Linked DNA regions of Homo sapiens: region 2 is linked to region 1. The links are chromatin loops, found by intact Hi-C in ENCODE. Cell type or tissue: OCI-LY7. All regions are shown on one strand. Links, peaks and the distances in the headings refer to the core of each region. The heading gives the core; the rest is flanking DNA. Region 1 overlaps SYN3 (synapsin III). Region 2 holds the start of LOC124905107 (a long non-coding RNA gene).

Evidence for each region. Hi-C counts contacts between places; a loop is a spot of excess contacts. Peaks named below come from ENCODE experiments on the same cell type or tissue, not always from the same donor. Only the 100,000 strongest peaks of a DNase experiment are listed, where the experiment ranks them.
Region 2: it touches region 1 in a loop (2.9-fold over the local background); 10 of 110 quality-filtered maps call a loop at or near these places.

Annotation. Positions count from the first base shown.
Region 1 is chr22:33,015,238-33,031,271 of GRCh38, reverse strand. The region is part of intron 1 of SYN3 (synapsin III); the gene reads left to right. It also overlaps the pseudogene ETFRF1P1. Among named protein-coding and RNA genes, the nearest start is that of SYN3, 35 kb to the left of the region's middle. In OCI-LY7, for the core only: CTCF peaks have their summits at 12,632 and 12,841 (motif pointing left); DNase peaks (open chromatin) are centred at 8,871 and 12,811.
Region 2 is chr22:33,118,947-33,134,980 of GRCh38, reverse strand. It overlaps LOC124905107 (a long non-coding RNA gene), which reads right to left and starts at 424. Exons shown (of 2, transcript XR_007068072.1): 1 at 279-424. It also overlaps a transcript of LARGE1 not described here. In OCI-LY7, for the core only: a CTCF peak has its summit at 7,885 (motif pointing right); no DNase peak of the experiment used is centred there.

The DNA.
Region 1 (16,034 bases), core at 5,180-13,179:
AGGTGGCAGGACCCCAGGAGTTCTGTCTTGGATGTGATGAGTTTCAGACACCTATTCACTTTGCTTTCTCTGCTTTCCAGAGGGAACTCACCCAATTACTCAGTAGGGCAGCACTCAGCCACCAGAAGCACTGCCCAGCTGGCCATCTGCCCTGCCTTAGGCAGGGGGCCGTGGGCAACTGAAGGTGGTAAGACTGAGTGCTGCCACATCCACAGCTGGTGCTCAGCAGGGCCTGTTCTCTGTGCCTGGCTCTCTATGTCTCTATCTGTTTCTCTATGTCTCTGTTTGTCTCTATCTCTCTGTGTCTGTCTATGTATATCTGTCTTTCTGTCTCTGTATCTCTATATATCTTTGTCTGTCTCTATCACTCTCTGTCTCTATCTCTCTGTGTCTATTTGTCTCTATGTATCTCTGTCTCTCTATCTCCGTCACTATCTCTCTGTCTCTCTGTATCTGTTTCTCTCTCTCTGGGGGTCTGTTTCTGTCTATCTGTCTCTACCTCTCTCTCTGTTTCTCTGTCTCTGTCTCTATCTCAGTCTCTGTGTATCTGTTTCTCTGTGGGTCTCTTTGTGTTGATCTCTCTGTCTCTCTCTGTATCTCTCTCTCTCTCTGTCTCTATCAGTCTCTATATAAGTTTCTCTGTCTCTCTGTGTTTATTTTTATCTATCTCTCTCTGTCTCTCTCTCTCTCTGTCTCTATCTCTCAGTCTCTATATATTTTTTCCGTTTCTCTGTGGGTCTCTTTGTATCTCTCTGCCTTATCTCTCTGTGTCTCTGTCACAGTCTCTCTATATCTGTCTCTCTGTGTCTGTCTCAGCCTCTCTCTCTTCTCTGTCTCTATGTATCTGGCTCTCCCTCCCCTGTCAATAGCTTCCTCCAGGTGTTTCAGATGACTGGTGTTTTCCCCTCATTTCGGTGCCTTCCTTTGTACTTCATGCATATCACAGCCCTAAGCAAGGCATCCAGAAGGTCCCCTTTGTCTCTAGGAAGGAGGGCACTTATTTGGCACCGTGTGTTTTCTTCTCCAGCAGAAAGGAGCGGCTTGTGGAGTCAGGTCTGGTTCCCAGATCTTGGCAGCGCAGGCATCTCTCATTGACGGGGTGCCTGGCCCTGCCTGCTGCTGCCTCCAACTGCCTCCAACTCAGAGTCCAAAGCCAGACTTGGTACCTTTCCCCCAAACCCACAGTGATGGGTTTGCACAGGGAACTTCAGGAACACAGACCACCTCACGTCAGGGAAGCCTTCCTAGAGGAGGTGATGAGCTGAGTGAGGATGAGTCAAAAACAGCCAACTGAAGAAAGTAGGAAAACGTAGGGAAGGGCATGCCAAGAGAGGGAACAGAGACGTGAACCTGCTGTGTGAGGGTCAGGGCGTGGGGAATGGAGCTATAAGTGCCTCTGTATAACCGAGCTAAGTTTGAAGCCCAAGAAGACAGATTCCAGGCCCCTGGGGACCCAAGGCTCGATGATGTAATGGAAAATCCGTAGGGCCTGGACTCAGTCAGAGCTGGGTTGTAATCCTAATACCATGGAGGGAAAGTGCTGCTTAGTGGTTAGGACTGTGACCACCAGAGCCAGAGAGCCTGGGTTTGAATGACAGCTCTGACACTTACTAGTTGTGTCATTTTGGGCTTCAATGTCCACATCTGTAAGGGAGAGTAATACCAGCACACCTACCTCCTAAGGCTGGAGGGAGGATGGCATGAGTTCAGGGTCAGAGCAGTGCCTGACAGAGCTGTAATTATTGTATACAAGTTGAGTGACCATAAGTAAGTTATTTATCATTTTTAGGGTTGGGCATGGTGGCTCACACCTGTAATCCCAGCGCTTTGGGAGGTTGAGGTGGGAGGATTTCTTGAGGCCAGGAGTTCCAGACCAGCCTGGGCAACATAGCAAGGCCTTGTCTCTACAAAAATAAAAATAAACATTAAAAAAGTTGGAGGTGGTGGCCTGTACTTGTAGTCTTGACTACTTGGTAGGCTAAGGCAGGAGGATTGCTTAAGCCAAGGAGTTTGAGGTTAGAGTGAGCTAAGATTGTACCACTGCACTCCAGCCGGGGCAACAAAGTGAGACCCCGTCTCTTAAAAAAAAAAAAAAAAAGTCATCTTTGGACCTCAGTGTCCTCATCAGTAAAATGAGGTGATAGCACTTCCTGACTTCCTGGCCAGGGTTGTCGTGAGAGTTGGGGATCATCTAGGGACTGTCTGAGCAGTGCCTGATTCTTTTTTTTTTTTGAGACAGAGTCTCGCTCTGTCACCCAGGCTGTAGTGCTGTGGCGGGATCTTGGCTCACTGCAAGCTCTGCCTCCCGGGTTTACACCATTCTCCTGCCTCAGCCTCCCGAGTAGCTGGGACTACAGGCGCCCGCCACCACGCCCGGCTAGTTTTTTGTATTTTTAGTAGAGACGGGGTTTCACTGTCTTAGCCAGGATGGTCTCGATCTCCTGACCTCGTGATCCACCCGCCTTGGCCTCCCAAAGTGCTGGGATTACAGGCGTGAGCCACCGTGCTGGCCACAGTGCCTGATTCTTAAAAGAGGCTCAGTTAATGGTAGCAACCCCACCACCACCACCACCACCACCATCACCACCACCACCACCACCACCACCACCACCACCACCACCACCACCATCATGGTTCTTATTATACTTCCTAGTGGGCTGTGCCAGCCCCTCCTTGCTGCTTAATCCCTTCCTCTGCCCAGCAAGCGTCATGGATCATCCAGCCTGGAGACTGGAAATTACAGGCTATAAATCTGGGCCGTGGTTGCCCTGGAAAGATGATCTGCCTTTTGCAGGGCAGCAGCAATTCAAATGCTTTGCTGGCTGTGCGGGCAGCTGCATCCTCAGCCTTCCCCTAAGTCACATGAAAGGCCAGCAGCACGGCCTTCTCTGAAGCTGGTGCGCATTAGCATTCCCCACAGATGGCTTCGGGGCTAGGCGCTGAGGAGGAAGGAGCTGTGATAAATCCAGGGAAATCCTGAGGCTGTCCCACTCTCTGCTCCCTCCACTTATGTGGAATTGGATTTCCACTTGTGCTCCTCACTGATGATGAGACTGGAGCCAGTGTGCTGGAGGGGAAAGGGCAGGCTGTGGAAACCACGGGCTGGGATTCCTCTCTGCTCTGTCCTTGTCTGCTTCTGATCTGGTATGTGTCCCGGGAAGGCAACATTCTGTAATTAAAACTGGACCCAGGACCTAGACTGCCTGGGTTTGAATCCCAGCTCCACCACTGAACTAGACACACAGCCTTGGGGAAGGCACTTCATCTCCCTGTGCCTCAGCCTTCACGTCTGTTAGATGCAAAGAGTGTTGATAAGCGTTTGTATTTGTACAACTCATAAGGTTGTTATGAGGATGAAATGAACCAACGTTCAATAAAACTCACCTCTCTTTGCTCAGCTCTTTGTCTCTTCACTGATGAAATGAAGTTGTTGAACTGGATCCTCTGAAGATTCTAGTTGAGAATTTTCGGCACAACAATGTGTGAAGTGAGCTCTGCTTTTGCCACTGACCTACTATTTGATCTTGGATGAGGAACTTAACCCCTGTGAAGTTTTCTTTCTCTCTCTCTCTTTCTTTCTTTCTCTTTCTTTCTTTTCTTTCTTTTTCTTTCTTTTCTTTCTCTCTCTCTCTCTGTCTGTCTGTCTGTCTTTCCTTCTTTCTCTCTTTCTTTCTTTTTTCAGAGTCTCACTCTGTCGCCCAGGCTGGAGTGCAGTGGTGTAATCTCGGCTCACTGCAAACTCTACCTCCTGGGTTCAAGTGATTCTCATGCCTCAGCCTCTGGAGTAGCTGCAATTACAGACGTGAGCCACCATGCCCGGCTAATTTTTGTATTTTTAGCAGAGATGGGGTTTCACCATGTTGGCCAGGCTGGTCTCAAACTCTTGACCTCAGGCGATCTGCCTGCTTCTGACTCCCAAAGTGCTGGGATTACAGGCGTGAGTCACCGTGCCCGGCCTGAAGTTTTCATTTTGTTTGTTTAAAGGAAATGATAATACCTACATGACAGATTCTAGTTAATACCTGAATTAGAATATATACGTCATATATATATATGTAGATAGATATATATCAGAGTGTTTTGCACTTTATAGGTCCTCAGTAAATGACAGCAATGAATTTGACATTGGAAACACTATAGAGGGAAGTTCTATATTGAGTAAGAAATCACATCAACTCTCAAGTCTGTTTCAGATTCAAATTTAGTTCCTGAAAAAGCAGCTCTGATTTAATGGAGAAATGGAAGATACAGAACCAAGAAGGAGGAAAATAAAGAAGGGAGGCAGGAGGGAAGAAGGAAAGAAAATAAAGAAGGGAAGAAAGACGGAGTTCCCAAGAACGAGCCTCTGGTGAAGTGCCCTTTTCTAATGGGATAAAAACAGAAAAGATGGAGTTTGTGCAGTATACAGTCGCCACGTTTTCTCAACAACATCAGGATACCAATGCTTTCTGGGTTTTCTTTGTCAGGGATTGAGGGAGCATTTTCAGCTCTGATTCTGGAAATGGCTAGGGTGTGGGTTCCCAACCAGGTCGATGGGCATGGCAGCCATAGCTCTGGGAACTAGGAGTTGGGGAGTTGGTCCTCCCAGGGGCAACAGGACCAGTCAAGGAGTGAGATTCAAGGCAGAGCCTAGACACTGGGACTCACCGGATTACTGGGAACTGGCTTCATAGAGAGCCCAACTGGTCAAAGGAAAATGAGGAACCCAGGCTAAGGTCAGCCCTTGGTTCAGTCAGATACTGTATTTTTCAGGTAATAGGGTGTAGTATTTTGACCTGAAGATAATGCAACAGCCCAGGGTACCATTGGACATCAAGCTCTGAGTCTGACTGGCAAAAAAGGTGATCTGGAGCACTCCAGGAGCCTTAGTCCTGGTGGCTGGTTTTGGAAAAGTGAGTTGATCATCAACCCTTTCAGACAGGGCCACAGAGAGTATCAATCAGAATTTTCCCAGAAAATGGAGAAAACCTCCATTTATTCTGTTATTAACTAAGGGCCTACAAGGGGCTATGGGTTCAAAGCTGAAATACAGATACACCGTCAGCAAGCCTGAGATCTGAACCAATGTTCACTATCAAGAGTTACTGTAATAAACAACACAGACCCCCAATGGCATGAATGAAAGGGATTTGTTTTGCTCATGTGCCTTCAGGTTGGCTAGGAGTTCACTCTTCTTGGCTGGGCTCTAAGATGCAGCCATCTAGTTGGCTCTAAGGTGCAGCTTGAGTCCAGGTCTCCTCTCACTTGCTCCTTGGATTCGTGGGACAGCCAGGACATGCTTTTCTCATGGCAGTGACAGAGGTGCAAGAGGGCAAGTAGAAACATGGGACGTCTCTTTGGCTCATGGTTCAAAACTGGTCACTATCAAGGCTCCCCTGATTAATCAAAACTGGTCACATGATGGGGCCTGGTGCAGTCACATGACTACCCAAAGTCAGTGGGCAGGAGAGTCACTCAGCTTCTACTGGGAGAACTGAAAACTCACTTGGCAAACTGTAGACCTTGGGGGCTGATGAAGAATTGTGGCTAATAATTCAAACTGTAAATTGCCCTCCCCAACATAAGCATATTTATTTATAAATCATGAATACTGAGAAAGTTGCAGATACCAGGATGAAATCTTTTTTTTTTTTTTTTCCAGACGGAGTGTTGCTCTGTCACCCAGGTTGTCACCCAGTGGTGCGATCTCAGCTCACTGCAGCCTCGGCATCCCAGGTTCAAGCGATTCTCCTGCCTCAGCCTCCTGAGTAGCTGGGATTACAGGCACCTGCCACCATGCCCAGCTAATTTTTGTATTTTTAGTAGAGACCAGCTTTCTTTTTTTTTTTTTTTTTTTTTGAGACGGAGTCTTGCACTGTCACCCTGGAGTGCAGTGGCGCAACCTCCACCTCCTGGGTTCAAGCGATTCTTCTGCCTCAGCCTCCCAAGTAGCTGGGACTACAGGCATGCACCACCATGCCTGGCTAATTTTTGTATTTTTAGTAGAGACGGGGTTTTACCATATTGGCCAGGCTGGTCTCGAACTCCTGACCTCATGACCACCCGTCTCGGCCTCCCAAAGTGCTGGGATTACAGGCGTGAGCCACCATGCCTGGCAGTAGAGACCAGGTTTCACCATGCTAGCCAGGCTGGTCTTGAACTCCTGACCTAGTGATCCACCCACCTCAGCCTCCCAAAGTGTTGGGATTACAGGCATGAGCCACTGTGCCCACCAAAATAATTTTTGTCAGACTCAGACAAAATGGGGCCAGAAAGGAGAGGAGACTCATACTTACCTGTCTGAGATGAGAACTGTTTTCAAGGACTTTCTAAAATCACTTTCACGTCCTTCACGCATCTCCTGCTTTGATAAATCACTCGACATTCTTTAGGACTGCAGTAATTCAGATAAGATGTTCTCGGAAGAACACTTGCCCAGTAACGGCATCTCCCCCAACGAACTAACAACAGCCTCTGGAACCAATGAACTGTCTTTCTAAGCAGCTTATGTAAATCTCTCATTGCTATAAAAGCTCCCCTTTATCCTTCCCTCATTGAGTGCACTGGTGGCTTGTCATTTCATGCATTCCGGATTATAATCTTTATTGTATTCCAGGACAAACCCAACATAGCTAGAGAGACTTTTCTCTAGTGTCTTTTAAGATTGACAATACTTTACTAATATATTGTGTCCATAAAATGTACATGCCAAAAAGAAATTTAAGGGTGAGATCAAAGATTGGAATGAAAGTGCTAACCATTTTTCCCTGTACTCCAATGTACCATCTTGGAAATCCCTAGGGGACAAGTGTCCCATTTTGGAGATCAAGACCAGCTGCAGTGAATCATTTGGGTCATTTAGAGAGCTTGATCACATGCAGATTCCAGGCTACTACTTTTCCAGCTTGTGGAATCAGAGCCTCTGGAGAGGAAGCCTGGGAATTTGTATTGGTGAGAAAGTTCCCCAGATGATATGGGCGCATATTAGAGTTTGATGCTTACATTAAAAAAGCCATAGGTCTGTGATGGAAAGAAGCTCAAGAGTGGCCTCTAAGAACACTGGAATTGCACTCCACCATACCCAGTCTGGAGGGTGCTGGTGGGTGGTCAGGAAAGCCATTCTGAATGATTGATACAGAGTTGAGTTCTGAGAAACAACAAGACCTAGTCATGCCACAAAAGAGAAGGAGGCTGTGCCCGGCAGACATTGCTGCCCGTGGAAAGAGCTGTCATTGAGAGAGTGCCTTCCTTGCTCAGGGAACGTATGGTATCCTGAGTGTCCACACTCAGGAGAGGATCTAGCCCAGAGAGGCCAGCGTTCTAGATGATCACCAAGGTGGACACCTCTCCAGCTTCAGTTTGGAACCAAAAAGTCCAGAAATAATATTGTGAGATAGACTAGAATACATATATGATTGATTTTAGAGTAGGTGAGTATTGCTAAAAATCATTGAAATTTATTTTGAAGGGTTCATCTGGAGCAACAATCACAGAGGGGCCCAGGTGACACTTGAGCTCCAGACCTCACCTTATCAAGGGCTTCCATTTGGATTCTGTTTGTTTGAGACAGCGTCGCACTGTGACCCAGAGTGTTTAGAATCATGCAGATTGTGCAGAGACACAATCATGACTCACTGCAGCCTCAACCTCCCAGGCTCAAGCAATCCTCCCACCTCAGCCTCCTGAGTTGCTGCGACCACAGGCATGTGTCACCACCCATGGCAAAGTTTTTGATTTTTTTGTGGAGACTGTGTATTAGTCCATTCTCATGCTGCCAATAAAGATATACTTGAAACTGTGTAATTTATAAAGGAAAGGGGTTTAATGAACTTCCAGTTCCACATGGCTGGGGAGGCCTCACAATCGTGGTGGAAGGTCAAGGAAGAGCAAAGGCATGTCTTTCATAGCAGCAGGCAAGAAAGTGTGTGCAAGGGAACTCCCCTTTTATAAAACCATCATGTCTCATGAGACTTATTCACTACCACAAGAACAGCATGGGAAAGACCTGCCCCCATGATTCAGTTACCTCCCACTGGGTCCCTCCCATGACACATGGGGATTTTCACAGTTCAAGTAAGATTTGGGTCGGGACACGGAGCCAAACCGTATCAGGCAGGGTCTCCCTGCGTTTCCCAAGCTGGTCTCAAACTCCTGGACTCAAGCAATCCTCCTGCCTTGGCCTCTCAAAATGGTGGGATTACAGGCATGAACCACCATGCCTGGCCACTTAGATTTTTGACATGACCTTCAGATGAGGGTCCTGATAAGCTAGAGGCAATCCAGCATGATTATTAGATAATTCAAAGCTTGGGCCCCAGTCCTGGCTAGTGCTGCCTGTAGGGCTCTATAAATTCTGTTCGTAAATAAATCCTGTGAATATTTTTTGGAAAATTCAGTTATTGTTACCTTATAATCTTAGGAAGTTAAATGCTTTAATTTGCTAAAGGTAAGTGTTCATTTACATGAAAATTTTTTGGGACCTTGTTTTGGCATTTCTGTATTTGAATATATTTCAGTTTGTGGGAGTGGTTGCAAATAAATGGAAGAATCTCGTCTCCTCTCTTGACTTCGAGGAGACCCTCTCCCACAAAATTTCCTGACACCCTGGGGTGTTCTCCAACCAGAGGAGGGAGTTGTTTGTGCTCACTCACCTACAAATCCTGTTTCCAAAGCCCAAATTCTTCTTGTCTGGGGACCCACGGTGTCCCACTCACGAGAACAATGATGCTACCCACAGGAGATCAAGGCCTGTGTGGGTGGATTTGAACTCATCAAAGACAGTGCATGTTTTCCTGTTGATGTGGCTGGAAAAGAGCTTTGGGGTCAAAAGGGCCAGCAGGTCTGTGTGTGAGAAAGGAGCAGGATGGAGCTGCTTCCTCAGCAGGTGCATGTTGGACCTGCTCTTCAGGAAGTTAAGCATCTTTTAGCTTTGCAGCTGGAGTGACACAGTCTACGGAGTTCTCAGCCTGTCCCTAGACTTCACTGCCTATGCTCATTAATACATTGCTAAAGCCCAGGTTATGTTGTCTCCATGAATTTTAAAATTTTCTGCTTGTGCAGAGGGGATTTTAGCATTTCAGGATTAATTACCTAAATACTGATTCCTAATAGGGAAGGAAAAAAATTGTTTTAGCCCTCATCGAGTGGAGAATTTATAAGCCGTGTTGTGTTTACATGGGGGACAGGGAGAATCAGTCAGTCCTTTGCATTATTCCAATTTTCGTTCAACTTAGGTTTATGTGTCAGGCACTGTGACAGCTGCTTTCTTTTGTATAATCACAGATTTAATCTTCCCAAACAACAAGTGAAGATAGTTTAACTTCATCCTTGTTGTTTTAAACAGGTTTACTTAACAAATATATATTGAACCTCTACTATGTGCTAGGCACTGTTTCTAGGTGCTTAGAGTACATCAGTGGACAAGTCAGACGATGGTCTCTCTCCCTGGGGAGCTTACATTCTATGAAAGGGAACAGAAAATGAAGAATAAGCAAAAAAAAAAAAAAAATAAGTTACAGTATATAGTTTATAGAAGATGGTGCATGCTATGGAAAAAAAGAACAAGTAGGATCCAAAGTACCAGACAGTGGCAGTCAGAGGGGAGGCTTCACTGAGAATGTGACATTTCAGCAGGACCTGAGGGAGAGGTGGGTGGGCCACGCATGTGTCTGTAGACAGAGAGTTCCAGATGAAGGAACAGACAGTGCAAAGGCAACTAATGCACAGGAAGTTCAATCACTGGAATTCATCTTCTTTCTTTGTTATCTAAGAAATGTGCCAGGCCTTGAATATTTCTTATCTAATGTACCATTGTAGGAGAGCCAGGTGTTAGGCTGTGAAACACTACGTCATCAAGATTAAAAAGCAATTGTATGGGGGGTGATGGAACTCTTCCATATCTTGGTAGTGGTGGTTCCCTGAATGTGCTAAAACTCATAGAACTATACACCCCCAAAGTCTATTTTATTCTATGTTAACTTAAAAAATAAACATTTGGAAAAGCACTTTAGTGCACTTGATTTTGGTCTGCTCAAAGACCTGTGAAGTAGGAAGGGCAGGGTATTGGTATCCCCACTTTGCAGATGAAGAACCCGTGACTTAGATGTCACTGAGCTGCAAGAGGCAGAGGTGGGGCTCAAAGTCAGATCCATGCCAAAGCTCATTCTCATGTAAATACTGCACCTGCCGTGTTGCCTTCCAAACTAACCACACTGTCAGACTTTCTGGCAATGGGAAACACATTGTCTAAAAAAAAATCGGAATAATAATAGCAGCTGACACAGATTGTTTACCATGTGCCAAGCACTGTTTTAGATACTTGGCATATGTTAAGTTGCAGGAACTCTATGAGGTAGGTACTATTATACCCATTTTGCAGATAAGAAAACTGAGGCACAGAGAGGCTAAGTAATTTTCTCGAGGCTTTGTAGGTGGTAGATAGCAAAATTGGGATTGGAACCCAAGCAACCTGGTCCCAGGATCCATGAACTTAACCTTCAAGCTTACTGCCTCTGTCTACCTGTGTCCAGCACCAGAGTGCTGAGGCCATTGTAGTCCTTAGCCTGGGTTTGGGAGGGGGCTTGCACTTGAAGAGTCCCTTTTATATAGGATTTGTTTTCAAAGTGGTATAGGTTGGCCTTTTGTATGACCCAATCTTGCAAAAGAAATTTCTCCCCTTTTGCTTGTCATGGTGCCCAAAGTATCATCAATAGAGTCACCTCAGTGAATCTTAAAGACTGAGCAAAAAGATTGCTTTCAGGCCTTATACCTTATACCATTGGAAGAATCATTTTAATAGCGTGATTGTATTGAGGTGCTGGTACTCTGGGCTGGGCATCTGGCCTGTCCTCCTCTTCAGACACCCTCTCTTATTCTTAAATACCCCATCTCCTATGTCCTGAGGCTTCTCTGAATTAGAGGCTCCAATGACAAGGTCCTGCCAAGAGATCTGATCTTAGGGGTGAGGTATTGAGAAGAAGAAGAAGTGAGGAAGATGGGTTTTGAAAGAGGTACAGGATCCAGAAATAAACCTCACCACTTTCTCCATTTTCCTAGGATTGGGTCTATGTGAACAAACACGTTTCCATGGTTAACTATTCAACTGAATACTTCTCCTCTGGAGGAATTAAATCTGAAGGTGTTTGGTTAAATGCTTTGGGGCCTCTATGTGACTGTGGGGCCTCTGTGTTCAGAGTCTCTAAGCATTAATGACTCTCAGGGATGGTTGAAGTCAGGAATAACAATTCTGCATCCTGATGATATTGTAAAGATACCACTACTAAAAACGATGTTTCATTACTATTATTTGTATAATCATTCATTATTTCAAAAGCACGTCTGTGCATTCTTTCATTTGATCTTCCCAGTAGCTTCATGTGGATTGCTAAGAATAAGCAATGGGGCTGGGCGTGGTGGCTCATGCCTACAATCCAAGCACTTGAACTCAGGAGTTGAAGACCAGCCTGAGAAACATGGTGAAACCCCTCCTCTACAAAAAATACAAACATTAGCTGGGGGTGGTGGCACGTGCCTGTAGTCCCAGCTACTTGTGGGGCTGAGGCGGGAGGATGCAGTGAGCCAAGATCGCGCCACTGCACTCCAGCCTAGACCCAGTCTCAAAAACAAAAGCAAAACCAAAAACAAACAACAACAAGAAAATCAACTGTAATAAATAAATAACAGCAGGAGCTAGTACATGTAGTGCCTGACATGTCAGGCCTTGCACTGTGTCACATCAGTTATCTCATTCAGTGTTCATATCAATTTGTAAAGTAGCCGTTATTTTTTATTCCTGTTTTACAGATGAGGAAACTGAGGCACGGAGGTTGAATAAGCCACCCCAACTCTCATAGATATTACATGAGTAAGTGGCAGAGCTGGGATTGGAACCAGAGTCTGTCTGCCTTTGAAACCTGTGCTCCCAGTTACAGGTTTCATGGCCTCTCTAGGTATCCAGGCAGTGAAGGAAAAGGGGAATAAGATGCAGTATTCCGGGCAGAGGGAAAAGTATATACAAAGGATATGGACTTTTGGAAGAGCATGACTCATTAGAAGAGTTTCATCCTGCATGGCCAAAGTAGCAAGGAAAACCTTGAAGAAGATGGCAATGATTAAGGTATTTCTGGGTTACAGTGTGTCCTTTATCCTAGGGATATGTGGAAAGTCACGAGGGGGCTTCCTCTGGTTAGGGTTGTAGTTTGGAAAGCTCTCTCTGCTCTGTGGAAAGTTGACTGAATGACTGAGCTTAGAGGGAGGGAGCTGATTAGGAGCCTGTTGTAATAGGCAAGGGGAGAGAGCTTTAGCAGCACGTGAACCAAGTCTATGGTAGGAATGATGGAGAGGAGGGGATGATGCTGAAGATGTTAGTGGAGACAGAGTTGACAGGACTTGGAGATTGAGTGGCTGAAACTCACCAGGGTTAAGGAGGAGCAAAGTGTGAGACTTAGGTTCAGGTCTCAGTGAGTGGATGGGTCACAGGGTTCCGGAAGTGGGGAACCCAGGTGCATAAACTCATCTGAGGGTGAGCAAGGAAAGAAGTTTGGGGTGTCAATGAGTCACCCAAGCAGACATGTCCACTCTCCTGTCCAGGCTGATCAGTGGCTCATCTCTTCTCAAAGTAGCTGTTGCCGCTGTGGGGCAGCTCTCATTCCTCCTGCTTTGATGCAAAACGTATCCTTATGATTTTCACCTTACTTCTGGTTCTGGCTTCACCATCAAGTATGGAAAGTCTTTCATCCTTTATTTAACCTTTCCCAGTGAAGTTTTTCTTCATGCCACAGCCTCCAAGAAGTAAGCTTGCAAACTTGCCTTATAAAGTCTCTTTTTCTGTCTGGTCTGGTCACTCCTGCCCTCTAGTGGTTAGTGCTAGGGCAGCATGGGGCTGGGTACCCACGGGGCCTACTGGGTTCTATCCCAGCCCGTCTTCCCTGCCTTCCTGTCTTTTCCTAGGCTTTCACCAGAATCCCTCTCATCCGCACCTTGTCTTGCCATCAGATTAAGTTTGGCATTGGAGCGATATCCTGTGTCCTGTCCTAATGATTCAAGAGGAAAAGACCTTGAAAATTACATAATCCAGCTCCCCACTTTCACATCTGTGGACCAAAATGACTACAACGGCCTTCTAACCTGTCTGGCTCCTTTCATAGACACATCCTCTAGGTCTATTTCTACACAGTGGCCAGGTAGACCAGATATCCCTCTTGTCTCTAACCCTCCAATGGCTTACTTTCACAATTGGCTTCAAATCAAAATTGATTTCAACATGGCCCTTCATGATCTGACCCCTCTCTGCTTTTCTAAACATTCTCTTACAAGAATCTTGTTCTAACTTCCTGATGGAGCTGGCCATCCCTCTGTTCTTCAAATGTGCCTTGCTTTTTCCTACCTTAGTGCCTTTGCTTATACACTTCTCTCTCCCCATCCTTTATGTTTCAGCCTAAAGATCACTCCTGAAAGAAGTGAAATTGTCTCTGTTTGCTGATGACATGATCTTAAATATAGAAAATCCTAAAGATTCTACAAAAAAAAAAAAACCTGTTAGAACCGATAAACAAATTCAGTGAAGTTGCAGGGTACGAAATCAACACGCAAAAATCAGTAGCATTTTTTTATACTAACAACAAACTAACTGCTAAGGAACTTAAGAAATCAATTTCATTCACAATAGCACCAAAAAATGAAATGCTTAGGAGTAAATTTAACCAAGGAGGTGAAAGACCTTCTTACTGGAAACTATAAAACATTGGTGAAAGAAATTGTAAGTGACACAAATAAATGGAAAGGTATCCCGTGTTCACGGATTGGAAGAATGATATGTCCGTACTAACCAAAATGATCTGCAGATTCAATGCAATCCCTATCAACATTCCAATGTTATTTTTCATGGAAATAAAAAAATCCTAAAATTTGTATAGAACCACAAAAGAATCTGAATAGTCAAAGCAATTTTGAGACAAAAGAAGAAAGCTAGAGGCACTTGAAATCTATTACAAAGCTATAGTAATCAAAACATGGTACTGACAAATACACAATGACCGATAGAACAGCAAAGAGATCCCAGAAATAAACCCACACACTTACAATCAATTGAAATTTGACAAAGGTGACAAGAACACACAATGGAGACAAGACAGTCTCTTCATAAGTGATGTTGGGAAAATTGGATATCCGTAGGCAGAGGAGTGAAGTTGGACCCTTATCTCACATCATACAAAAAAACACCTCAAAATAGATTAAAGACTTAAATATAAGACCTGAAACTATAAAACTACTAAAAGAAAACAAAGGGGGAAAATTCCATGACATTGGTCTGGGCAATTATTTCTTGGACATTGTCCAAGTGTCTCCAAAAGCACAGGCAGCAAAAGCAAAAATAAACAAATGGAATTGCATCAAACTAAAAAGCTTCTGCAGAGCAAAGAAGCAATGAATAAAGATGCAACCCAGAGATTGGGAGAAAATATTTGCAAACCATACATCTGATAAGGGGCTAATATCCAAAATATATAAGGAATTCAAACAACTCTATAACAAGAAAATAAATAATCCAATCAAAAAATGGGCAAGTAAACCAAATAGACATTTCTCAAAAGAAGACATACAAGTGGCTAACAGATATATGAAAAAAATGCTCATTATTACTAATCATCAGGGAAATGCAAATTAAAACCATAATGAGATCTCACCTCACACCTGTTAGAATGGCTATTATCAGAAAGATGTCAGATACAAGTGTTGGAGCGAGTGTAAAGAAAAGGGAAAACTTGTGCACCATGAGTGGGAATGTAAATTTTTTGTCTTTATGATAAAATAATAGAATGACATTATTTATTTCCTTTTATCAAAGAAGCTAATTGATACACAACAGGTGACTTGGTTTCAGGCCCAAAGGTAGCAGCAGCAACATTAATAATGGAAATAATTGAATAGTTATGTATGTAATGCCTGTCACCAGAAGGCTATTTCAAGTTCAGCAGGAATGACTCCATACATATTATTATTTCTATAACTACATTTAAGTCATTACCAGGAACTGCTTTGTTTTGTAGTGAACCTTGAATATGTGCTGTTAATGTACCAAACTGGGGAAAAAAATAAGGGATTCCTTTCAAAAGTTAAGAGAAACAAGTGTGTAAGAAATTATTTTGTGGCTGGGCGCGGTGGCTCACGCCTGTAATCCCAGCACTTTGGGAGGCCGAGGCGAGTGGATCACCTGAGGTCAGGAGTTCAAGACCAGTCTGGCCAAAATGGTGAAACCCCGTCTCAACTAAAAATACAAAAAAAATTAGCTGGGCGTGGTGGCGGGCGCCTGTAATCCCAGCTACTTTGGGAGGCTGAGGCAGGAGAATCACTTCAACGTAGGAGGTGGTGGTTGCAGTGAGCCGAGATGGTGCCATTGCACTACAGCCTGGGCAACAAGAGTGTAACTGTCTTAAAAAAAAAAAAAAAGAAAAGAAAATTTGCCTATTAAATGTTCAGTATGTGGCATTCTCTTGTCAGTAAAATGGAAAAATAAGCTAAAAATAATTGGCTAAGTCCTATTAAGTTACAAGATTAAGTGTATTATATTTTCATTCAAAATTCGGTGCTCATTAATTTATAATCGGTAGTATAGCTAAATTGCTATCTTTGTATAAAAACTGAGCATAAAGTTGCTGATAAATCTCTCAGTATGAACAGAAGTTGAAACCTATTTAGTTCAGTAGGGCAGCTCAGGGATTTTTTTACACAACATGTACATCTTCCCATTTTAAGTTAGAATTATTTTACAATAGCTGGTGTACAGAAACAGCTGGCACTGGTTGTCAGCTAAATTAAAGTAGTAAGGATCAACTAGTTTTTGTTGATATCTGAATAACAGCGTTGTTTCATAGCTTTGTATTTCCTAAAGAAATATAAGGCTTCTAGCTCTTTCATTACAAATTCGCCCTGTACAGTAAGTTCTTTGATCTTCTCTGGATTCTTCACGTCTTTGTTTTTAAGGAAAATGTTGTTCAAACGCCGTTTAAAATAGTCTGCTCCTTTTGGATAGTCTCGTCCAAGATACAGTAGTTTTT
Region 2 (16,034 bases), core at 3,235-11,234, 110 kb before region 1:
GCAGATGACCCAGCCCCAGCACTCTTTGATCACAAGTGGTAACTGCTTCACAGCCCCTACCATAAATCTGCCTCCACCTATGAATCTGACTCTTCACATATAAAAGAAATCTGGGTCCAGGAAGTTTCATTTTTTTCCACTGGATCTATGATTCAGGCTGATGATCACTCTACAATGATCAGTTTTCCAAGATTCTGAGCCTAGGAGAAGGATGACATTCCCAAACAAAAGGAGAAAAGGAGAGGGGCATTTTAAAGCAAAAGAAATAGACTTCTTACCTGGTGCACCAGGAGGCCCCACTTCTTCTGGGGGCCTGGGGTGTGCTGGAGGTCCAGCAACTTCTACATGCTCAATGACTGCCGTTATTAAGACAGGTATGACCACTATCCTAAAACATAGAATGTGGAAATAAAAAGGAGTTCTTGGCCGGGCGCTGTGGCTCACGCCTGTAATCCCAGCACTTTGGGAGGCCGAGGCGGGCGGATCACAAGCTCAGGAGATTGATATCATCCTAGCTAACACGGTGAAATCCCGTCTCTACTAAAAATACAAAAATTAGCCAGGCGTGGTGGCGGGCGCTTGTAGTCCCAGCTACTCGGGAGGCTGAGGCAGGAGAATGGCGTGAACCCGGGAGGCGGAGCTTGCAGTGAGCAGAGATTGCACCACTGCACTCAAGCCTGGGCGACAGAGCAAGACTCTGTCTCAAAAAAAAAAAAAAAAAAAAAGGGAGTTCTTTGTGAGTGCAGACTATGACATGGGTAGACTTACAGCCTGTACTGGCACAAGATCATTCATTGACTTTAGAAATAAATGCATCAAGTTTCAAATTTGGTTTGCTGGTTTACGGGGAAGTTAACTTTCCTGAACCTCTCTAGTTCCTTTGGTTCCTTCATCACAGCACTCATCCTAGTGTAGGACTGACTTAGTTGAAGGAGTGATTGTCTTTGATTTTCATTGTACTGCAAATTTTTGTATTTATTTAATCTCCCTGAACATGGTTTTTTCTTAAATATGCTTATTGAATTATTAAATGCTTTATGATCACTATGAAAAATAATATATTGAAGGCTTAAAGTGAGAAGTCATCTTTAACCCAGCACACATTCTCTTTATAAGTGCCCTGGCTCAGAAACAACAGATGCTGGAGAGAGAGGTTGTGGAAAAATAGGAATGCTTTTACACTGTTGGTGGGAGTGTAAATTAGTTCAACCATTGTGAAAGACAGTGTGGTGATTCCTCAAGGATCTAGAACTAGAAATACCATTTGACCCAGCAATCCCATTAGTGGGTATATACCCAAAGGATTATAAATCATTCTACGATAAAGACACATGCACACATATGTTTATTGCGGTACTATTCACAACAGCAAAGAGTTGGAACCAACCCAAATGCCCATCAATGATAGACTGGATTAAGAAAATGTGGCACATATACACCATGGAATACTATGCAGTCATTAAAAAGGATGAGTTCATGTCCCTTGCAGGGACATGGATAAAGCTGGAAACCATCATTCTCAGGAAACTGTCACAAGATCAGAAAACCAAAAACTGCATGTTCTCACTCATAAGTGGGAGTTGAACAATGAGAACACATGGACACAGGGAGGGGAACATCACACACTGGGGCCTGTCAGGGGCAGGGGACTAGGGGAGGGATAACATTAGGAGAAATACCTAATGTAGATGACGGGTTGATGGGTGCAGCAAACTACCATGGCACGTGTATACCTATGCAACAAAACTGCACGTTCTGCACATATACCCCAGAACTTAAAGTATTAAAAAAATAAAAATAAGTGCCCTGGCACAGGTAATTGTTTCTTCTTCCTACAGGACCCAGTAAATTTTCTCCATAATCTCCTGAAATATTTTTTTACTATATGAACAATCCCTTCTTCAACATCTTCCTCAAAGGAAAAACTGTTTCATCTCTCTCCAGGAAGAAATAAAGGAGGCCTAATTTCTTCAATGGCCTTAGTCTTTTAGAAATAAAAACCAATAGGGGAAATACCTTTAAAGAAGCTTCTGCTTCCTACCTTGCCCTAAATGTCCCAGGACACAATAACCAGAGCCTAAAAAAGAAAGTATAAGACGGGAAACAATAAATTATCGTCTTAAAAGTGTATGTTACATGCACGATAATAGATGAAGAATTTCGTTTTCCCAGGGCAGTCTGGAAGTGATGTGGTGAGAATCAAGGAGGAATAAAAGAAGCAAATGATTTGCTACTTGAGGAGGGTGGACACATCAAAGAAGGACCAAAGAATCTGTGGTTGCTGAAAGGCCAGAAAAAATCTTAGACAACCAGACTCCCTGTAATAAATTTTAATTTAAGTGCTGTGTGTTCTATCATACATGAGGAGTTATTAGGCTGATAAATCAAAAGTAAAAACTCTTTTGCTTCATAAAAACTTGAGCTTCCAAATTAAATTTTTAAGTACAAAAATACTAATAATGACTTTTAATTCAACATTATATTTAAATAGTTATGGAGGCCAGAAGCAGTGGCTCATGCCTGTAATTCCAGCACTTTGGGAAGCCTAGGTGGGAGAATTTCTTGAGCCCAGGAGTTCCAGACCAGCCTGGCAACATGGTGAAACCCCGTCTCTACAAAAAACACAAAAATTAGCGAGGCATGGTGGTGCACGCCTGTAGCCCCAGCCACTTGGGAGGCTGAGGGGGGAGGATCCCTTGCGCCAGAAAGGTCGAGGCTGCAATAAGCTGTGATTGTGCCACTGCAATCCAGCCTGGGTGACAGAGTGAGATCCTGTCTCAAAAAAATAAATAAATAAATAAGTAAATACACAAATAAATAGTTATGAAGGTTGATATGGTTTGGCTGTGTCTCCACCCAAATCTCATCTTTAGTTGTAACTCCAACAATTCCCATGTGTCATGGGAGGAACCTGGTGGAAGGTGATTGAATCATAGGGGTGGGTCTTTCCTGGGCTGTTCTCGTGATAGTGACTGAGTCTTATGAGATCTGATGGTTTTAAAAACGGGAGTTTTTCTGCACATCCATGTAAGATGTGACTTTCTCCTCCTTGCCTTCTGCCATGATTGTGAAGCCTCCCCAGTTATATGGAACCGTGAGTCCAATTAAGCCTCTTTCTTTTGTAAATTGCCTAGTCTCAGGTATGTCTTTATCAGCAGCATGAAAATGGACTAATACAGAGGTGATACGGTTTGGCTGTGTCTCCACCCAAATCTCATCTTGAATTGTAGCTCCCATAATTCCCATGTGTCATGGGAGGAACCCAGTGGGAGGTAATTGAATCTTGGGGGTGGGTCTTTCCCATACTTTTCTCGTGATAGTGATTACGTCTCACAGATCTGATGGTTTTATGAAGGACAGTTCCCTTGCACATGCTCTCTTGCCTGCCACCATTTAAGAGGTGTCTTTGCTTCTCCTTTGCCTTCGACCATGATTGTGAGGCCTCCCCAGCCATGTGGAACTGTGAGTCCATTAAACCCCTTTCCTTTATAAATGACTCAGTCTCGGGTATGTCTCTATTAGCAGCGTGAGAACAGACTAATACAGGAGGCTAGGGAGAGAATAGGCAATGAGACATGAGAGAACATCTGGGAATAGGGATAAAGGAAGGCAGAAAAGGGCCATTAAAAAAGGAAAAACAGTCAAACACAGAATCACAGTGGCACACTGAGAGAGAGAGAGAGAACAGACTCAGGGACAGAGAGGGATGGGGACAAAAGTAGAAACTTTGTAGGTTTTACACGGTTCCTTACCTTGGGCTATAATAGCAGGTTAAAAGAAGGGAAAGCAGTTCTGATATAAGAGATGTATTTAATTATTCTAGTCCTTAAACAGTACACCCACTTGCAAATCTCATAGGAAGGTCTCTTTCACTTTCCTGAAGCATCATGACTTACAGATGAAGTTTTTCGATAGTTACTTTTTTTTTTTTTTTTTTTTTTTTTTTTGAGACGGAGTCTTGCTCTGTCGCCCAGGCTGGAGTGCATTGGCGCGAGCTCTGCTCACTGCAAGCTCCGCCTCCCGGGTTCACGCCATTCTCCTGCCTCAGCCTCTCCGAGTAGCTGGGACTACAGGCGACTGCCACCACGCCCGGCTAATTTTTTGTATGTTCAGTAGAGACGGGGTTTCACCGTGGTCTCTATCTCCTGACCTCGTAATCTGCCTGCCTCGGCCTCCCAAAGTGCTGGGATTACAAGCGTGAGCCACCACACCTGGCCTCGATGGTTGCTTTCTCACCTGTCCCGTTCTTGTCTCACTTGCTGAGGGTCAAGGTGTTGAGGTGAATAGTTCAACACTTTGATTTCGCTGAGTATTTACTTTTCTGATCTCTCCTGACCTGGGGCTAGTGGCCTCATTATTGTTTAACTAGAAGGCAATTGGGCAAGTGGCATTTGTTTTTCTGAAACCGATTTGCACAGATAGCCTGGAGTATGCCCATTGCATGGCCTCTTAGCAAGTGGACTTAGAATTTTTAAAAGACATTATTATTATTAGACAGTGTCTTGCTCTGTCACCCAGGCTGGAGTGCAGTGGTGCAATCTCGGCTCACTGCAACCTCCTCCTCCTGGATTGAAGTGATTTTTGAGCCTCAGCCTCCCGAGTAGCTGGGACTACAGGAATGCACCACCATGCCTGCTAATTTTTTTTTTTTTTTTTTTTTTTTTTTTGAGACGGAATCTCACTCTTTCGCCCAGGCTGGAGTGCAGTGGCGCTGTCTCGGCTCACTGCAAGCTCTGCCTCCCGGGTTCACGCCATTTTCCTGCCTCAGCCTCCAGAGTAGCTGGGACTACAGGCGCCCACCACCACGCCCGGCTAATTTTTTGTATTTTTAGTAGAGACGGGGTTTCACCGTGTTAGCCAGTATGGTCTCGATCTCCTGACCTTGTGATCCGCCCGCCTTGGCCTCCCAAAGTGCTGGGATTACAGGCGTGAGCCACTGTACCTGGCCCTAAAATAGTTTTAGAATGAAATAGAAGTTGCAAAAATAATAGAGCTCACATACGCTTTTAACTTAACTTCCCACGATGATGATACGGTTCGGCTGTGTGTGTCCCCACCCAAAATCTTATCTTGAATTGTAATTCCCTTAATCCCCACGTGTCAAAGGTTGGACCAGGTGGAGGTAATTGGATCACGGGGGCCGTTTGCCCCATGCTGTTCTCGTGATAGCGAGTCTCATGAGATCTGACGGTTTTAAGTGTCTGGCACTTCCTCTGCCTGCACTCAATCCATCCTGCTGCCCTGTCAAGAAGGTGCCTGCTTCTCCTTTGCCTTCCACCATGATTGTAAGTTTCTTGAGGCCTCCCAGCCATGAAGAACTGTGAGTCAATTAAACCTCTTTCCTTTATAAATTACCCAGTCTCGGGCATTTCTTCATAGCAGTGTGAGAACGGACTAACACCGATGACTTTTATTTTTTTAATACGTGCGTATATATATATTTTTTATTATACTTTAAGTTTTAGGGTACATGTGCACAACGTGCTTTACATTACTCTAATACAGTGATCAAAACCGTGGGATTGACCTTGGTATAATAATAAGGTATAAAACCTTATTGCAATTTCACCAGTTTTCATATCCTTTTGTATTTTGCTTTTGTTTCTTTTTTTGAGTATTCTATGAAAATGCATCAGAGTATACATGCATGTAACCACAACTACAATTAAGATAAAAACCTGATTCTTCATCCCAAAGAAACTCCCTCATGCTACCCCTTTGTAATGTCACCTCTCCATCCCTAATTCCTTTCAATCTTTGATCTGTTTTCCATCACTAAATTTGATCATTTTCTTAGGTTACATAAATGGAATAATAGAATGTGTAGTGTTTTGAGGTTATGACTCACCAAATAGAAAATATCAATTAAAAGCAAGCAATTTTTAAATTTTTATTTTAATTTCCGGGGTACATGTGCAGGATATGCAGGCTTGCTACATAGGTAAACGTGTGCCATGGTGATTTGCTGCACCTATCAACCCATCAGCTAGTTATTAAGCCCAGCACACATTAGCTATTTTTCCTGATGTTCTCCCTCCCCTGACTCTCCCCATTGTTGTTCCCCTCTCTGTATCCATGTGTTCTCATTGTTCAGCTCCCACTTGTAAGTGAGAACATGTGGTGTTTGGTTTTCTGTTCCTGCACTAGTTTGCTGAGGTTAATGGCTTTCACCTCCATCCATGTCCCTGCAAAGCACATGATCTCATTCCTCTTTATGGCTGCATAGTATTCCATGGTGTATATGTACCGCACTTTCTTTTCTTTTCTTTTCTTTTTCTTTTTCTTTTTTTTTTTTTTTTTGTTTTTGAGACGAAGTCTCACTCTTGTCCCCCAGGCTGGAGTGCAATGGCATAATCTCGGCTCACTGCACCCTCCACTTCTGGGTTCAAGAGATTCTCCTGCCTCAGCCTCTTGAGTAGCTGGGATTACAGGTGCCTGCCACCATGCCTGGCTAATTTTTGTATTTTTAATAGAGACGTGGTTTCACCATGTTGGCCAGTCTGGTTTCGAACTCCTGACCTCAGGTGATCCGCCTGCCTCGGCCTCCCAAAGTGCTGGGATTACAGGCATGAGCCACTGCATCTGGCCTACCACATTTTCTTTATCCAGTCTATCACTGATGAGCATTTGGGTTGATTCTATGTCTTTGTTATTGTGAATAGTGCTACAAGGAACATACCCACGCATGTATCTTTATAATAAAATGATTTCTATTCCTTTGGGTATATACCCAGCAATGGGATTGCTGTGTCAAAGGGATTTCCTTGGCACATCTCCACACTGTCTTCCACAATGTTGAACTAATTTACATTCCCACCAGCAGTGTAAAAGCATTCCTATTTCTCTGCAGCCTCATCAAAGCTAGCAATTATTTTTAAAAGGAAAGAATAAAGAAAAATAATTTAAAAAAGGTTTTTCTCTGAACAGAACCTCAAACATCTGTGGAACATCATCAAGCATACTAATATATGTATGAGGGGAATCCTAGAAAGAGAAGAGAAAGAAAAGGGGTAGAAAGCACATGAAGAGAGAATGGACAAAATGTTCCAGATATGATGAACAACATTAACTTACAGTGCCAAGAAACTCAACAAATTTCAAGATAGATGTCTGAAATTCTATCTCCCAATATCTCACTCTATGACTCTAGGAAATTCATTTCATCATTTTCTTTCAGAAAGGGATATGTGGTCTGATTTCTCAGTCAGTCAATCATTTTTGCTATGTATTCAAGGTGTGACACTCCTGAAGTGGGTTTTATCATACCCTCCTTATTATTACCCATCCCAGTCCCTTGATCTCTTACCCCTCACTGTCTTCTCCACTATCCTAGAAATAGGAATGTTGTACTTTAAGTTTGTTTAGGGACAGGAATGATGTGGAACTTTAAAAGAGTTGAATATGAGAAAGAACTAGAGATGAAATATTTAAAGAAAAATAAGAGTTCATATTGCTTTCTGTTGTTTATGGTGCTTGAGTAAGTTTTTCTTTTCTTTTTCCTGAGGATTGAGCAAGACATGCCGCCTGGATGGTCAGAAGAGGTAATTTATGCATCATATTTAGTGCGTTTAACTCTGGACTTGAGTCATTGTCTTGTTCAGAATTCACTAGAGATTGAGTTATGTTCCCATTGAGACACACACTCTCACCTGACCACTTGTGCTTAGGAAGAGAAGGGAACGTTTTTCTTAATCCTGGGTTGCTCATTGTCTCACGGACACCTGGGGATTGGATATATAGGAGAAGGCAGCCCCACTGGAGCAGTGCTAGGGAGGGCTGGGCTGAAGAAAGCTGGGTCCTCCTCACTTGCTCCTATGCGTTCCGTTTGATCCAGCAACCACATGATGGGAAAAATCTGTTCTCTCAAATGGAACAAATCCCTCTGTTGTCTCTAGAGGGTGCTCAGAAACCACTGATCCAGACACAAGCAGCTTCAGGACCTAAAGTGAAGAACACTGAAGATCCCAGGAAGGAATAGTGCAAAGAAGGAGAAGAGAGAGCTATGAAATAACAGAATACAGAGCAAAATCCCCCTGCCTTTGGGGAAAGAATCAGCCATCATGGACTCTCTGGCTTGGGCCACAGTATTGCAACCAGCATTTGGCCTTCATCTTCCAATATCTTTGGGGACAGAATTTATCTGTGCATTCCACAGCATCAGGTGCCAGTGGGGTAGCAGTATATGAGAATGAAGCGAAGCAAATATAACTTCCATGAAGTGTGCATCAATTTTGTATGTCACTGTGTTCAAAGTGCTTTACCACACATTATGTCTTGCCCCATAGCAATGCAACAGAATAAATTAAATTTTACTACATACATTTTATAGATGTGAAAGTTGAGTTGCAGAGAAGGTGAACAGCCTGCCCACAAAGAACATAGCTTTTTGGTATTAGAACAGATTCCAAATCCATGATCTCTTCAATATACCACCTAGACCTTTTCTCAGGCTCTGGGGAAGTTCACAATTCAATTCAGCAAGCATTGATTTACATACACAAAGCAAAATAGCAATGCACGATACAAAATTTTTGAATGCAACATATAAAGGTTTATAAAATCAAAGAATTTCATGGCTAAATGTGACCTCAGTGGCCATTTAGTCCAAAACACAAATCAGAGAGTGACTCTTCATCATACGTTAGAAGGGGCCTCTCCAGCTTTGGTTTGAATGTCTTCAATCTCATGGAAACTCCTACTTCAGAAATATATCCTTCCACTGATAAACTGCTCTGTTCGAAAGATTTTCCTCATCTAACCCTAAGTGTGTTCCCTGAAACTTCCAGCCGTGTCCTAAATCCATCCTTTGCAGCCACATAAGCACATGACCATTCTTCATTTTATATAACAGCTCTTCATATATTGTGTGCCCATTAAGCAAACCCCAGCCCTAGGATTTCTTATCTCAAGGTTATAGAAATAATCCAAATTCCAGCCGGGCGCTGTGGCTCACGCCTGTAATCCCAGCACTTTGAGAGGCTGAGTCGGGTGGATTGTCGAAAGTCAGGAATTCGAGACCAGCCTCGCCAACACAGTGAAACCCCGTCTCTATTAAAAATACAAAAATTTGCCGAGTGTGGTGGCAGGTGCCTGTGGTCCTAGCTGCTCAGGAAGCTGAGGCACGAGAATCGCTTGAACCCAGGAAGCGGAAGTTACAGCAAGTCAAGATTGCACCACTGCACTCCAGCCTGGGTGACTAAATAAAATAAAATAAAAATGTATTTAAAAAAGAAATAGGCCTGGCACAGTGACTCACACCTGTAATCCCAGGACTTTGGGAGGCCAAGTCGAGTGGATCACGAGGTCAGGAGATCGAGATCATCTTGGCCAACATGGTGAAACTCCATCTCTATTAAAAATACAAAAATTAGCCGGACATGGTGACATGTGCCTATAGTCCCAGCTACTCAGGAGGCTGAAGTACGAGAATTGCTTGAACACAGGAGGCAGAGGTTGCAGTGAGCCGAGATCATGCCATTGCACTCCAGTCTGGGCAACAAGAGTGAAACTCTGTCTCAAAAAAAAAAAAAAAATTGAAAGCAGGATGTGTACTCGTCTTCACAGCCTCAATACAGTGCACGATACATATAGGATGCTCAATAAGTGTTCCCATTCCTCCTTGGTAGTAATCTTGTCAATTTTTTTCACATATGTGTACCCAGCACCTAACCAAATTCTGATTATAGTTCTCAAAAAATATTTGTTGAATGAATGCCTGTGTCAGTAACTCCACATGAGGTAGGAGGCAGGCGGGACTCATCTCCAGACCAGACTGAAGACTGGCAGAAACCAGGAAGGGGTCCTGAAAGCACCTCCAGTTGCTCTCGCTGCCCATCCCTATAAGACACTACCACAGTTTACCGACACGTGGAGATGCCTGAAGTTACTACCCTTTGCCACGGCAATACCCAGAGAGTTATCACCCATTTTCTAGCTATTTCTGAGTAGAACTGCCTCTTAATTAGCATGTCATTAGAAGTAGATATAAATATGACCGCAAACCACCCATATGTTGTTACTCAGTTCACTGCCTATGCGATAGCTTTGCTCCACAAGGAGCAGTCACAGAGACTTGACACTGCTGCCACTTCAGTAAAGCTGCTTTCTTTCATCACCAGCCTGCTCTTGAATTCTTTTTTTAAGTAGGGACAGGATCTTGCTATGTTGCCCAGGCTGGTCTCGAACTTCTGGGCTCAAGCAATCTTCCTGCCTGGGCTTCCCAAAGGGCTGGGATCACAGGTGTGAGCCACCACGCCCAGCCTTGCTCTTGAGTTCTTTCCTGAGCAAAGCCAAGAATCTGCCCTGCATCGGTGATGAGTCAGCCAGGAGTGAAGAGAGGATGGTGGTCAGTGATTGATGAGGCAATGGTGAGAGATAATGGTTGGTGAGATAGTGAGAGATGGCAAGAGACAGCAAGCAGTGAGAGAGACAGCAAGAGGCAATGATCAGTGAGACAGCGAGAGATGGTGAGGAAATTGGTCATCAAAACTGCAAGAGCAGTAACACTAAGACTGTAATACCAAAGAGCTGCTAACACTGCAGAGAGGTGTAACATCAACCAAAGGCTCTTTTCAGAGCCATCATTTTCCTTCCTCCCTTCCTTCCTTCCTTCCTTCCTTCCTTCTTTCCTTTCTTTGTCTCTTTGTCTCTTTCTCCCTTTCTGTCTTTCTTTTCTTTTGAGATGGAGTCTTGTTCTGGTGCCTAGTCTGGAGTGCAGTGGTGCGATCTTGGCTCACTGCAACCTGCAACCTCCGCCTCCTGGATTCTCCTGCCTCAAGTGATTCTCCTGCCTCAGCCGCTCGAGTAGCTGATATTACAGGCACCCACCACCATGCCTGGCTAATTTTTGTATTTTTAGCAGATATGGGGTTCCACCATGTTGGACAGGCTAGTCTAGAGCTCCTGACCTCAAGTGATCCGCCCCCTTATGGCCTCCCAAAGTGTTGGGGTTACAGACGTGAGCCATCGTGCCTGGCCAGAGCCGTCATTTATCCTGGCAGGCAGTGGAGCCAAGAGGACAGGCAAGTGGCCAGAGCACCGCCTGATGTGGGACCTACCAGGTTGCTGATCTCCACACTTGTTCCCCTCTAGCAGCCAAGCCCACCCAAGCTGGGGGTCACCTAGGCAGGCCTTCACCCAGTTCCACAAGCCTGGCTGGCACCATTTTGGCTCCTGCAGACAGTTGTCTCCATTGCCAAGTAGGTTCTGTGGTGAATCCGAGCTTCCAAGGTCTCCCCTTGAGAAATGCTGTTCACCCCTTCCCTTCCTCCCTTCTGTGTTTACTTTCTGTTTAGCCCCTCTCTGCCCAAACTAAGATGCTTTCATTGCTCTCTGTAGAATTCACTCTCGTCATTCTACTACCCATTCATAGCTCATAATTGGCTTTTGTAATGCTTTGCTACCTATACTTACACCTTCTTTGCAAAAAGTGAAAATTTGAAAGGAAAATGTGACTAAGCTTTTGCTAGACTTAGACTAACTACAAAACTCCTGTAGAAATCCTTACTAGACATGGGGACAGCAGTGAGCATCCCATAGGCCTTGCCACCGGGATGTCTTTTAGGCAAGTGGAGGAAATTCAAATCTGATGATTTAAAGAGGAAAAAAACCTCATTTTCCATGGCAACACTGAGTCGAATACAAATTGGGGAATCAACAAATTTGGCCTAGAAATGGCTCTTTATGTTATAATGCTATTTTACAATTAGATTTATTCTGTAAAAAGAAAGGAAAATGGGGAGAAGTTCCTTATGTGCAGGCTTTATGGCCCTCTACCAAGATCCTGACCTAAGAGATAGCTGTAAAATGTGTCTGGCTCATAACACCTCTGGCACCAAGAAGCTACCCCAGATATCCTGGATTACCCCTTCCTAGCTGCTCCAGCTAGAACGCCTACAAGCCCGCCTTGGAGATTCCTCAGTCCTTCAGTTCTAAGAAGGTTCCCACCAGTTCTCTAGCACAGGATTCCACTCCAAGGTCATCAAGAACTTCTCCCCCTTATCCAACAGATCCCAGCCTATGCCCCCTGCTGCCCAAGGAAGCAAGCCCAACCAGTACCACCAGCAGTAGGGTCCCGTATCAGCCCCTCAAATCAAACCTGTGTCCGTATCAGCAGGTAGTTGACAGAGATGGTGGAAAAATCAGAATATATGTACCTTTTCCATGTCCAATTTGGCTTTATGCAAGAAAATGTGGCCAGTTTTCAGAGGATCCAGGGAAGTTTGTACAGGAGTTTGTTAAATTGGCCATGTCCTTTGATTTAAGGTGGCATGACATGCCAATATCATTATCCACTTGTTTTGCCATAGAAAAAAACAAAACAGGCTGGGCACGGTGGCTCAGGCCTGTAATCCCAGCAATTTTGGAGGCCAAGGCGGATGGATCACCTGAGGTCAGGAGTTCAAGACCAGCCTGACCAACATGGAGAAACCCCGTCTCTACTAAAAACACAATAATTATCTGGGCATGGTGATAGGCACCTGTAATCCCAGCTATTCAGGAGGCTGAAGCAGGAGAATCGCTTGAACCCGGGAGGCAGAGGTTGCAGTGAACCGAGATAGCGCCATTGCACTCCAGCCTGGGCGACAAGAGTGAAACTCAGTCTCAAAAAAAAAAAAAAAAGAAAAAGAAAAGAAAAGAAAAAAAGACTCTAGATACTGCCCACGAACATGCAGATGGAGTGGCTACTCGTAACCAAGGCCATACCATTTACTGTGTGGAGGGGGGTGAGGCAGTTCCAGATCAATTCCTAAGATCTTGAATGCAGAAATCACATACTAACTCATTTAATAGAAGGCATGAAAAAGTATGTGGTCAAGCCAGTTAATTATGACAAGATTAGAGAAATAACTCAGGGGAAAGATTAAAATCCTCTGACAGAAACACAATCCAGATCCTTAATTTTCTGGGAAAACAAGGTGATATGGTTTGACTGTGTCCCCAGCCAAATCTCATCTTGAATTGTAGCTCCCATAATTCCCACGTGTCATGGGAAGGACCTGGTGGGAAGTAATTGAACCATGGGGGTGGGTCTTTCCCATGCTGTTTTCATGATAATGAATAAGTCTTATGAGATCTGATGGTTTTATAAAGGGGAGTTCCCCTACACAAGCTCTCTTGCCTGCTGCCATGTAAGACATGACTTTGCTTCTCATTTGCCTTCTGCCATGAGTGAGGCCTCCCCAGCCATGTGGAACCGTGAGTTCATTAAACCTCTTTTCTTTATAAATTACCCAGTCTCAGGTATGTCTTTATATCTCACACATTAGCAGTGTAAGAACAGACTAATACAGAAGGGTACTGGGTATCTCCCCACAAGGCCCAAATTTCTGCCCAAAGGGTGAAGTATCTGAGATGTGTGTTTATTCCTGGGACAAAAACCTTAGCCCAGGAATAGAAAGAGACCATTCTGGCACTCCAGCCCACTCAGACTAAGAAACAGTTAAGTGCCTTTTTGGGAATGGCCAGATTCTGCCATATTTGTATTCCCAGGTTTGGGATCATATCAAAACCACTCTATAAAGCTCTAAAAGAGTGTGATCACAAGCCTTTGAATTGGGACAGAACCTCACAACAGGCATTCTTAACCCTAAAAGAAATGCTGGGAACATGTCCCAAACCTTTCACTCTCTATGTGACTAAAAACAAAGGACATCTTTGGGTGTTCTAGCTCAAAGGCTCAAGAATAATCCTAAACCAGTGGCTTACTTTTCTAAACAGCTAGGCCAGTTGGCAGCTGGGTGGCCAGGATGCTTTTGAGCTGTGCCCACCACTGCTCTGTTGGGGGAAAAAAACAAAAGGCAGTAAATTTACCTTGGAACAACAATTAGATGTCATTATCCTTCCCCCAACCAAATACAGGGGGTCCTAGAGGCAAAAGGACATCAATGGCTAACAGGTAGTCAGTTGTTTAAATATCAGGCCCTTCTGCTTGACACCACAGATGTTACCTTAAACTATGTCAGGTTTTAAACCTGCTACTCTGTTGCCAGACTTCACATCCCAAAAAGCAGATCCCCAGCTCATTTATTCCTCTGTGGAAACCACAGATCAGACCTATTCTAGCAGGTCTGACCTCAAAGATGAGCCCCTGCATAACCCTGGTATTGAGCGGTTTACAGGCAGGAGCAGCTTTATTCATGAGGGAGTAAGAAAGGCAGGCTGTGGTTGGGCATGGTGGATCAAGCCTGTAAGCCCAGCACTTTGGGAGGCTCAGGCAGGCAGATCACCTGAGGTCAGGAGTTTGAGACCAGCCTGGCCAACACGGTGAAACCCTGTCTCTACTAAAAATACAAAAATTAGCTGCACGTGGTGGCAGGAGCCTGTAATCTCAGCTACTCTGGAGGCTGAGGCAGCTATTCTGAATCACTTGAACCCAGGAGGTGGAGGCTGCAGTGAATCGAGATCATGCCAGTGCATCATGCCGCTGCACCCCAGCCTGGGTGACAGAATGAGACTCCATCTCAAAGAAAGAAAGAAAGAAGGAAAGAAAGGAAGGAAGGAGAGAAAGAAAGAAAGAAAGAGAGAGAGAGAGAAGGAAGGAAGGAGAGAGAGAGAAAGAAAGAAAGAAGGAAAGAAAGAAAGAAAGAAAGAAAGAAAGAAAGAAAGAAAGAAAGAAAGAAAAAGAAAGAAAAGAAAGAAAAAGAAAGAAAGAAAGAAAAGGCAGTTTATGATGTGGTTATCCAGCAAGAAGTCATGGTAGCCAAAGACTTACTTTTCCAGATTTCCACTCAAAAAGCAGAATTAATTACTCTAATTAGGGTCCTCCAATTGAGAAAAGACTTAAGAGTGTATATATACATATATATAGACTTAAGAGAGTGTGTGTATGTATATATATTTACTCTTAGGTATATAAAAAATATACTTTTTTTTACTGCAAGAGTCAATATATTTACTAATTTCAAATATGGGTTCCTGGTACACCATGCTCATGTGGCCATATGAAGAAAAAAGGAGACTATTAACAGCCAAGGTATCCCCCATATAACATCTCTCTGAGATCTTGGAATTTTTAGCTGCTGTTCAGCTCCTAAAGGAGACAGCAGTTATCTACTGCAAGGGACATCAAAAGGAGACACCTCGATTATCAGAGAAAATGCTCTGGCAGACAGGGCAGCCAAGGCCACAACTGAAAAAAATACCAGCATTACAGGTCACTGCATTAATACCAGGCACTCCACACGTGTCAGTGGCACCCTACAATACCCTTGAAAAAATTAAGTGGGCAGAACAGAAAGGCTTACAAAAAGACCCCTCAGGGTGGTTGCCAGAAAGCAACAAACTCTTTCTCCCTGGAGCTAAGCAGTTGAAAATAATGAAATATTTCCATGACTCTTCACATTTGGGACAGGAATCTATTCAAATTGGCTTCTCAAATCTTGGGAAAGAAACTGTTCTAGACCATGGGAAAAAAAAAAGTCATCAGGGCCTGGGGACTTTGTGCCCATAACAGGCCAGGAAGCCACCCCATGCCGCCACCCTACTCAAACCTATAGAACACTGAGAAACATACCTTGGGGAAAACAGGCAAATAGATTTCACCCAGATGCCACTTTATAGGGAACTAAAATATTTGCTAGTATTCATATGCACTTTCACTGGGTGGATAAAAGCTTTCCCTAGAAAGACCAAAAAATAAAAAAAAATATATAAAAGCATTAGAAATGTCCAGATTCTTACTTAAAGAGATCATCCCAAGATTTGGGTTACTAAAATATTTGCAAAGTCATAACGGACCTTCCTTCACAGCTAAGGTGACCCAGCAGTTTTCCTTAGCTTAGACATTACCTATCATCTTCACTCCTCCTGGAGGCCTCAATACTCTGGGAAGGTAGAAAAAGCCAGCCATATTTTTAAAAGGACATTAGCAAAACTCTCGAGAGACCTCAGAGGCCCAGTTCCTCTCCTACCCATAGCCCTTTTGCTCCAAAGGAAACCTTAAAGCTTAGTCCATTTGAAATGACTTAATGGAAGTCCCTTGTTAACTTTAGACCTCCTGTTTGATGAAGAGACACATAGATTGTTCACCCACA